Linked DNA regions of Mus musculus: all the other regions are linked to region 2. A link is a contact called in ENCODE Hi-C or POLR2A ChIA-PET data. All regions are on one chromosome and are shown on one strand. The core of a region is the stretch at or near the end of the contact, and the rest is flanking DNA. Distances in the headings are between cores, read along the strand shown.

The links. A loop is a pair of places that touch in the nucleus more often than their neighbours do. ChIA-PET counts read pairs that join two places held with the same protein, here RNA polymerase II (POLR2A).
Region 1: POLR2A ChIA-PET joins it to region 2 with 10 read pairs in Patski. The contact joins the promoter of Psph here to the promoter of Asl in region 2. A Hi-C loop is called at or near these places in 1 of 37 maps with a recorded cell type or tissue (T-helper 17 cell). POLR2A ChIA-PET finds 5 or more read pairs at or near these places in 3 of 5 experiments (Patski and embryonic stem cell).
Region 3: POLR2A ChIA-PET joins it to region 2 with 22 read pairs in Patski. The contact joins the promoter of Chchd2 here to the promoter of Asl in region 2. POLR2A ChIA-PET finds 5 or more read pairs at or near these places in 3 of 5 experiments (Patski and embryonic stem cell).

The regions. Positions count from the first base shown.
Region 1 is chr5:129,785,186-129,788,508 of GRCm38, forward strand. It overlaps Psph (phosphoserine phosphatase), which reads right to left and starts at 2,068. Exons shown (of 8, transcript NM_133900.4): 1 at 1,770-2,068. It overlaps Cct6a (chaperonin containing Tcp1, subunit 6a (zeta)), which reads left to right and starts at 2,171. Exons shown (of 13, transcript NM_009838.2): 1 at 2,171-2,390; 2 at 3,049-3,112. The coding sequence starts at 2,254.
Region 2 is chr5:130,023,044-130,026,168 of GRCm38, forward strand. Asl (argininosuccinate lyase) reads right to left here and starts at 1,338. Exons shown (of 17, transcript NM_133768.5): 1 at 1,251-1,338; 2 at 999-1,053. The coding sequence starts at 1,010. It overlaps Gm40334 (a long non-coding RNA gene), which reads right to left. Exons shown (of 3, transcript XR_868562.1): 2 at 2,754-2,979; 3 at 2,085-2,151.
Region 3 is chr5:129,885,543-129,888,798 of GRCm38, forward strand. It overlaps Chchd2 (coiled-coil-helix-coiled-coil-helix domain containing 2), which reads right to left and starts at 1,928. Exons shown (of 4, transcript NM_024166.6): 1 at 1,656-1,928. The coding sequence starts at 1,705.

The sequences.
Region 1 (3,323 bases), core at 818-3,317, 240 kb before region 2:
TTGGTGAAATATATTATGATGCAGTCATTTAGTGAAATATGCCACTATTTAAAAACAAAAAACAAAAAAACAAGCCATGTGGTGGCGATCACCTTTAATCCTAGCACTCAGAAGGCTGAGGCGGGTTGACCTCTGAATTTGAGGCCTGTCTGGTCTACAGAGTGAGTTCCAGGACAAACAAGACTACACAGAGAAAACTAGAAGACAAAAAAAAAAAAAAAAAAAAAAAAAACCTAACAAAAACAGTTTAGCCAGATGTGGTGATGCTGTGATATTCTCTGTTGAGAATGACAGAGTCACTGGGACATAGTTCAGAAGTTAAGCTCCCGACCAAAAAGTGTAAGCTAGGTGTGGTGGTGTGTGCCTGTACTACCTGCATTTAGGAGGTAGGCAGATCGAGCCAGAGGCTCGTGGGTTAAGAGCACTGGCTGCTCTTCTAGAGGCCCTGCATATAACTCTCAACATCTAACATGGCAGCTCACAACTACAGCCCTATAGGATCTGATGCCCTCTTCTGGTAAGCAGATATACATGCAGACAGAACACCTATATACATTAGATAAACAAACAAACAAACAAGAGGTAGGTAGAGGCAGGAGGATCAGGAGTTCAAGGCTAGCCTTGTCTGCATAGTGAGACCCTGTCACAAAAACAAAACAAACCACAAACAAACAAAAAGCAGCTCCAATATATTCTTGGCTAATGTTTTAAGGACTTTTATATTAAGTAAACACGAGTCTTCTTCATGCCTCGTTATCATCTGCACAGCTTTTGTGGTTTTCAAACCTACAACTCCACTTGAAAACATTACACTAGCATACTTACTGCAGCCAGAAGAGCAGAGGTTTGGGAATAACTAAATGTCAGCCATGTGACTGGTTGTTTCTCTTTCCTTTTTAAATTTCCTGTATTCAGGACCTTTGTACCGGTTAAACCGGCACTCATCCTCTGAGCTACATACCCTATAGTTCTGTTTTCTTTAGACAGGGTCTTCCTATGTAGCCACGGCTGGCCTGGAACTTGCTATGCAGACCAGGCTGGCCTTGAACTCACAGAGATCTGCTTGCCTCCCGTGTTGTGACTATGCCTGGCTCTGTATAGTAGAAGAATAAGAATTTTTCTTTCCTATCAAAATGGCAAAGCCTTCAGTATATATAGCTCAGTGGAATACGTCCAATGGCATTACGAGTTGTCATCTGTGTGGAGAAGTGATTCATATTCATATACATGTTTAAAAATTCAGTACGTATCTATATGTTAAGTGCTCAACATACAGACAGGAAAAACACTTATACGCTTAATATTATTTTCTTTTTAAAAAAATGTTTAAAAGAATGCTTTCAAAGACTGGGCACCACTGTCCAGCCATTAGTTGTTAGTTTTTAGCAGGCTTAGTAGCTCATACCACTTTGGAAGTTGAAGCAGGACTGCTACGAGTTAGAATACCAGTCCGTGTTAGACAGTTCGTGGTCTAGCTGGGACATAGAATGAAACAAGGATTACTATTTGTTTCATTATTTTAAAAAAATTAAAACAAAATCCATTTTAGTTTTCAAGCTGCCTCAATGACCTGGGCCCTAAGAACAGACTGATCCTGAGTCTCCTCAACGCCCATCGCACCACTCCTAAAGCCATCTAGTACTTTCTACCTAGCGTAGTCCTCCCGTCAACCTCCGGGGTCTTAAAACGACCAGGGTACAGGGGAAGGCTCCATTTTCTGTGCTCCCCAATTTACGGATAAAACAGGCAAGGAAAAAAAAAAAATGAACCTGGGAAATCTCGCGAGAGTGTGAGGGAAGCATCCCGGAGTCCAGTAGCTAGAGACACCCTGCAACTAGAGGCCGACGCCTCTGCTTCCTGTCACACCCAGTCGAGTGCAGAGGCCGAAGCATCCCTCACACACGACCTGCAGGGCTTTTCCTGCACCGCGGAGCCGCGCAGCCTCCACGCTGCAAACTCTTAAAAGCGCCGAACCGTGACGCTGGGGGGCGAGCACAACGGAACCTTAAGATCCAGAGTGCCGATGACGGGAGAACCAGTTTCTCAGATGCGCAATGACGTCGCAACTGGGCGTGGTGGGCGGGTCTTAGAGAGACCAGCGTTGGATTAAGCCAATCAGCGGGCGGCAGGAGGGTCGCCACCCAATGGAGGTGCTCTGTGGGCACGCCGGGGGCGGGCCGGGTGCGTAAGACTTTTCGAGAAGACCCCGCAGAGAGCACGTTGTTCTCGGCCTCTCCCGGAGCTAGGCCAGCCATGGCGGCGGTAAAGACCCTAAATCCGAAGGCCGAGGTGGCCCGGGCCCAGGCAGCGCTGGCGGTGAACATCAGCGCGGCTCGGGGCCTGCAGGATGTTCTGAGGACCAACTTGGGGCCTAAGGGCACCATGAAGATGTAAGCCCGGGCTGGCGGGAGGGCGGGCCTGGCGGCTCGATGGCCGCAAACTCGAGTCGCTGCCTCCAGGCCTTCGCGCTAGCGTTTTCTTTCTCCCATGTCTGGGCTGCATCCCATCCAAACCCCCCGAATCCGCGCCTTTCGGGGTTGGCATTTGCACCTATTTCTTATAGAGGAAGAGAGTGGCGTGTGCAACCTTCCCGAACCCAGCCCCGGGCCCCGAGTTTACTGGGATGTAGGAGTAAAGTCCAAATTTCAGGGGATCTGTTTTTGTTACCTCGTTAGCTAGCAAATGAATAAAGTTCACTGAGACATAGCGCTTGGATTTTTTTTTAATTAGTCTTAATTCACTCTCTTTTCTCGCCTCTCGTATCCGTTCCTCAAATTGCGGTTGCTTTGGAGTCGTATATTTCATAGCCTCCTTTGGTTCCCTTTACACCTCATTCTTTTTTGTGGGAATTTTCTTTATGTATTTAGTTGAGATCGGGTCTGACTGATAAGTTACGGCTTGTCTGGAACTCCCTGTGATTCACTTGCCTTCAAGAGGGGATGGGGGATATACATTACCTCCCCTTGGCTGCTTTGTGGAATTCTTACTTGTTTTGTTTTAATTAGAAAAAGTCACATCCTTGCTCATCAATTCCTTCCCATTTGGCAGGCTTGTATCTGGTGCTGGAGACATCAAACTTACTAAAGATGGCAATGTGCTGCTTCATGAAATGGTAAGAGGCTGCCGGGCTGGGTTTAAAAAAAAATTTTTTTTTTTGACCTCTTGCTCCATTTGAGGTGAATAAAATTCTTCATCAGGTCATCATGTCTTTCAGGCAGAAATATAGGAAGTGCTTTAGTGGGTGAGGAACTCTGTCAAATGTGACACATGTGTTTGGATCCTTGGGTTTTTTGTTTGTTTTGGGGGGGTCTACTTTGTAGTCT
Region 2 (3,125 bases), core at 88-2,587:
TATTGGGTGGGGCCTGACAAGAGGATGTGGGGTGAAAAGCGGTATGTAAGGAAGATGAGGTAGCTAACTGGGTAAAGGCCCTTGCTGCCAAGCCTGTTGAAAAGAGAATCCACTCCCACATTTTGTCCTCTGATCACCACATGTATGAGAGCTCACATGGACATACTTATGTACGAACAAACAATGCTAAAAAAAAAAAAAAAAAAAAAAAAAAGTGGAAAGCTTTCATGTGGTAGGTCACACCCGGAATCTGAACACTCAGCAGGTGGATGCAGGTGACTTGTCAGACGCTTAAGGCCAGTCTGAGTAGAGGTGAATTCCAGTCTAGCCTGGGCTAAAAGTTAGCCACTGTCTCAAAGAAAGAAAAACAGGGGCTGGAGAGCCGGGCTCAGCCAGTAAGAGCATGGAGGTTTGGTCTTCACCCACATGGTGGCTCTCAAACATCTGTAACTCCATTCCTTTAGATCCCACATAGGGAGTAGCCAGCCCCGGGGTTCACAGACGTCTATACATGCAGGCAAAACATCCATACAAATATACATTTTAAAATAATTCTTTAAAAAGGGAAAACGCAGGGCTCAGTGGCTCATACCTTTAATCCCAGCGCTCTGGGAGGCAGAAGCAGGTGGATCTCTGAGGTCGAGGCCAGCCTGGTCTACAGAGCGAGTTCCAGGATTACACATGGGAACCCTGTCTCAAAAAACAAACGAGAAAAAAAAAAAAAACTACAAAACAACAACAACAAAAACAAAAAAAAACGGGGAAAACCGCCCGACATAGTGGCCAATAGTGAGATCATTACATAAGCCACTAGGTGGCGCTGGATGGGCAGATAACGACGCGGACATCCCTGAGTCTACGTGAAGCCAGTCTTTGGAAGTGTGGTCGGGAATTTCAGGATCACTGCAGGTCTGTGTGGCAGGAGATGGCCCCCATACGCGGTTAAACCCGACTGGTTCCTCCCCGCTCCTTTGCAAGGTCCCCTCAGTCCTACACACCTCTGATGCCATGTTGGGCGGTTCCTCCTCCTCCTGGAGCTTCTGTCTTACGAATCTGGAAGACAAGACCACACTGACCAACTCGGCTCGGGAGGTCTACGGGGCAGGGACGGAGTTGGGACACCTGCTCGGCTTGCAGGACGTGGGCAGCACTCAGCAAGCGCACCACAGACTTCGCGTTCCTTCTTGTTTGTTCCCTCTGTCCCACGTTCCCTGGACCTAGTGGATCAAGACACTCAGGGACCAGGTTACCTTCTGGTCTCTCCTGGCTTTTTCTGGTCCGGATGGCGTCCGCTGCCCCTCTGTCTTGTCCCCGCCTCCTGGAAGAGTAGAGCCAATTGGGAGAGGTGGGTGTGACTCATCAATCACGCTTATGGGCGGGACCACCTCTGGCTAAGCTACTAGCAGCAGGAAGAGGTGATTTCCAGGGAGTCAGCACTAGTTGTACTGAGGTTCAAGCACACAAAACCTTTGCTGAGGTGAAGACAGACGACAGGTTTGTCATCCCTGCAGCACCCGGGAGGCTGAGGCAGGAAGATTGCTGGAGGTTCCAGGCCTGGGTTGCAGATGAACCTGTTTCAAAACCGTTTCAGCACTTGGGAGGCAGAGGCCGGCCGGGGTGGGGAGTGGGGGGTAGGGGTAGGGGGCTTGGGGGTGGGCAACAGGGACTAAAGAGTGAGACCTTGTCTTAAAGTAGGGGGCAGAGGTAAATCATGCTAAATCAGGTATGGTTTTGTATGCCGGTTATACCAGTACTCTGGAGGCTGAGGCAAAAGGCTTGCTTCAGGTTCCAGGCCAATACAGACTACTAATGAAGCATGGTGGTATACGCCAGTAGTCCTGGCTTTCGGGAGATTGATGGAGGAGGGTCAGAAGTTCTAGGTCATCCTGAGCTGCATAAGCCAGCTCAAGGTAGCCTGGGTTATGGAATTAAAAAAAAAAAAAAAAAAAGAAAGAAAAAAAAAGGCTGGCAGTCAGGCTGTGGAAAGATATCTGCTAAATGCTAAGTTACCTGTGATAACTGTTAGCACATACCTGCGATCGCAGCAGTCGGGAGCCTGAGGTAGGAATGTCAAGACTTTGAATCCAGGGCTTAGAGAGATGGCTCAGCACAAGAGCTAGCCTTGAAAGGTTGGCCAGCTGAGTTCGATCCCTGGAAATCATATAGAAGGTCGGCTGTGGGACTCATCTGTGGTCTCAGTATTTCTACTCAAGACGGGCGAGAAGACTAGAGGAATGTGGGGGCCAGCTAGTCTGGAACTTGGAGCAGTGACAAATATAAGAGAGGCCCTGCCTCAATAAGGGGAAAGGCAAGAATGGACCCCAAAGGGTTGTTCTCCAACCTCTACACATGTTCTGTGGCAAGTGGTGCACACCTCCCCTCCCCCACCCCCAAATAAATGCCTACCTAAAGAAAAGATGGATCCAGTGAGGTGCCTCAATGGGTAAAGGTGCTTATTGTCAAATCTTACAATCTGATTTTGATCCCAGGACCCACATAGTGGAAAGAGAGAATGACTTCACCAAATTGTCCTCTACACTCTATGCATATGCATGATACATACACATGCATGCATACTACATACATAAATGTACAAAAAAAAAGGACAAACCTCCCCCCCAAAGTTGGGATGTAGTCCAGTTGGTATTCTTTAGAGAGTCTAGAAAGGGATTCTAACGGGCAATTGAGGGTTAAAACTCAGGGCTTCCTTCAGTCTATCACGTTCATTCTCAAAGCAGGAGGTCTGGGCTTACCTTGAATCAGCACAAGAACATGGCTGGAAGAGTGGGCAGCGGCCACTGTGGAGACCAGGTGTGTCATGATAGACCTCCAATCATGGAGGATGCGTGTATGTATGTGCATTATGTATGTGCCTGATACCAGTGGCAGTCAGAGGAGCACGTGGGCATCCATGGAACTGGAGTTACAGACGACAGTGAGCCTCTGTATTCGGCAAGCTGGAAACTGAAACTGGATTCTCTGCAAGAGCAACACATCCTCTTAACCCCGGAGCCATCCCTACAGCCCCTTATGGACTATGGACGTTTTTAATCACCAACAGACCAGAGATGCTAGAGATAGCCAAGATGGGACTGGGAACATTCGAGGAGCATGCTCAGTAGTTG
Region 3 (3,256 bases), core at 678-3,177, 140 kb before region 2:
TGGAGAAAGACAGTCACAAGTCAACAAAATCTAAAAGTCATGAGGTGATATTAGGAATGCAGTCCAATGCCTTCATTTTACCCAGTTAGAAAGGGCTGAACTTAACCAGCACTTGGGAGGCAGAGGCAGGCGGATTTCTGAGTTCGAGGCCAGCCTGGTCTACAGAGTGAGTTCCAGGACAGCCAGAGCTGCACAGAAAAATCCTGCCTCAAAAATAAATAAATAAATCAAGAAAGGTTTGGGCTGGAGAGATGGCTCAGGAGTTAAGAGCACAGACTGCTCTTCTAAAGGTCCTGAGTTCAATTCCCAGCAACCACATGGTGGCTCACAACCACCTGTGTACTCCTCATATACATAAAATAAAAATTTTTAAAGATTTATTTTATACATAAGTACACTGTAGCTGTCTTCAGACACCCCAGAAGAGGGCATCTGACCTCATTACAGATGGTTGTGAGCCACCATGTGATTGCCAGGACTTGAACTCAGGACCTTCCAAAGAACAGTCAGTGCTCTTACCTGCTGAGCCATCTCGCCAGCCCATAAAATAAACTAAGAAAAAAAAAATCTTAAAAAAAAAAAAAAAAGTGGGGGCCGGGTTAGGGTGCCGTGGGCAAGGTCTGGTAGCCCATACCTTTAATCCCAGTCCTTGGGAGGCAGAGGCGGGCAGCCTCTTTGGAGTTCAAGGCCAGCCAGGGCCATAGTGAAAACCCCTTTCAAGGAAACAACAAACCACCACGCCAATCCAAAAAGAAAAATCTAGGGAAAGTGACCTGCCTGAGCTGCAACTTTGACTCATATTTTTGGGGGGGTTCTGGACAGGAATCTCTCTATGGGTAGCCTTGCTAGCCTTGAACTGGTTGCAACCCCCGCTTGCCTTCCGGGAGAAGGAGGCACAAGGGACTATCTTGATGACAGATGACGCATGCGCTACAACATGCACTCCCGAGGTTCACTCCCAGTATGAGCACAATTTTAGTTTTCTACGATTTTATTACCCCAAGGAGGGACCTCAGAATCTGGACTGGGGGGAGGGGTGTCAACAATTTCCTATTTGTTTTTTAGGTCGGCCGGCAAGGTAGCTCAATAGATCGTTTACCACAAAATGGTAGACATCTTGGACCCAAGTGATGGAAAGACATAGCTTTAAATTTTCGGCCCTCTACACACAGCCCGCAATTTTCTTTGTTTCTTTTTCCTTAAAAAAATAAATAAATAAAAGAAAAGAAAATCTTTAAAGCCGGCAATCCCAGCCCTAAGGAAGCGGAGTCAGGAAAATCAAGGAAGGCCAAGCGAGGCCATAAAGTTCAAGGCTAACCTGAGACTCAAAAACGCAGTGAGTAGAACAAAGAAAATACAAAAACCACCCCACCCCCACCCCTGGCCAAGAGTTTACCACGCATCTTTCTTTCCTCGCCTCCTTGTATACTACGCCCTCGACAGCCCTTCCCCCAGCCTGTCTAGGGAAAAGGTCACGTTTCAGAGTCCTCTCCCCGAGTGCACCGACCATGTCCCTGTTCTCAGGAAGTCCGCCCCACCAGCGGATCCCTTCCCGACCGCTCGCTCCGTCTCTTCACCGGTCGCCTTCGCAGCCCTCAGGCTACAGAACCTTGCCCTGGCGGCCCGCGCTCGGTTCCCGGCCCCGAGGGTCTCACCTGGCCGGAGGAGTCACCCGGGAAGTGCGGCTTCGGCTTCCACGCGGCATCCTAACTGCTCGAAGTCTCACCGATCAGCGAAGACAAACTGCGAAACGTACAGAAGCGTCCAGCAATTTCTACCAAGGAGAGAGGAAGGGTGGAGGCGGTACCTCACCGGGCAACCAATAAGAAATCAGGAAAAGCTCGGGCGCTAAAGGTTATTGGACAAAGGAGATATCAGTAATGGGCAGAGCCTGGACTCAGCGTCCTAGGCCCGGAAGTTACGAAGTTGGCGAGGAGGAGCTAAGGCTAACCGGAAGTTCCTGGGGTTGCACTCTCAAATTTTGTCCTCCGATTCAATGGTGGAGGTTAGGTTTTTGCTTCCGATGGCCGGCTGGCCTACTCCACAACCTGACTGACCTTGATTTTCACTGTCTCCTGCCTTAGCCTCTCAAGTAAACTGGATTAGGGGCTTACTGGGGTCTGCTCTTGGGCTGTTTACTTAACCCTTCTCTGTTTTGTTTTGGGACAATGCCTCCGGTAACGGATGTTGCCTTGGATCTCGCTGTTCTCACGTCTCAGCCTCCTAGTACTGGTCACGCAGGAAAAACTCTGTTTTTCTGTTATAAAGAATTTACTAATAAACGTGTTTGGAAATATTAAATTACATAAGCAGAATTTCGCTAAAGGAGCTCTGCTCCCAACATGTCTGGAAGATAGTGAACTAGCCGAGCTTATTAGAAACTATGAAAAAGGGGCTGATGAGATGGCTCAGCGGAGAAGAGCACTGACTGCTCTTCAAAAGATCCGGAGTTCAAATCCCAGCAACCACAAAGTGGCTCACAACCACCCATAACGAGATTTGACACCCTCTTCTGGTGTGTCTGAAGACAACTACAGTGTACTTACATATAATAAATAAATAAATCTTAAAAAAAAAAGAAACTATGAGAAAGAAAATTCTGTACATAATTCAAGTTTCTGTTGCAGAGAAATTTTCTGCTCATATTTACCAAGGCTCGTCTTCAATTAAGCGCTATTTCCATAATAAAAGAAGACCATCCTGACTTAATACTAGCCAGTAAGATCATCTGCATATCAAAGAACAGGCCTCTAAAGCTGTTGTCCTCAACCTGTGGGTTTCAGACTGTGATTTAGGGACTGAGTTACTGCTCTTTTCCACGTAAGACTGCTCAAATGCAGAGATGCCCACATTCCAGTATCCAGAACTGTATAAAAGGGTTGCAGCATTAGGAAAGTTGAGAATCATTGAATCTAGAAGTCTCCTCAACTGTGGCCACAGAGGCTTGTGGTCCCATAAGCTCTCACCACAGAGGATGTTGGTGACCTGAGCCCATTGATTGGCAGAGATATCTGCAGTGTCAATCCATGATGCTTCCTGGAAAACACTCTTGTCCTCGTAATGTGGATGAAGACCATTCCTACACATTGCCCATGAGGTCATATAGTCCTACAGAGTAGCAGTAGGCCATCTGATGGAGAAACAGGGGACTCTCCTCCCCACCAAATGCCCAGGGGAATGGGGGAAGAGTTTTCCTCTGCCACCTTGTCAGGCACTGTGTATGAAAGGAGATCTTATCATAGTTGTTCTGTGGCAG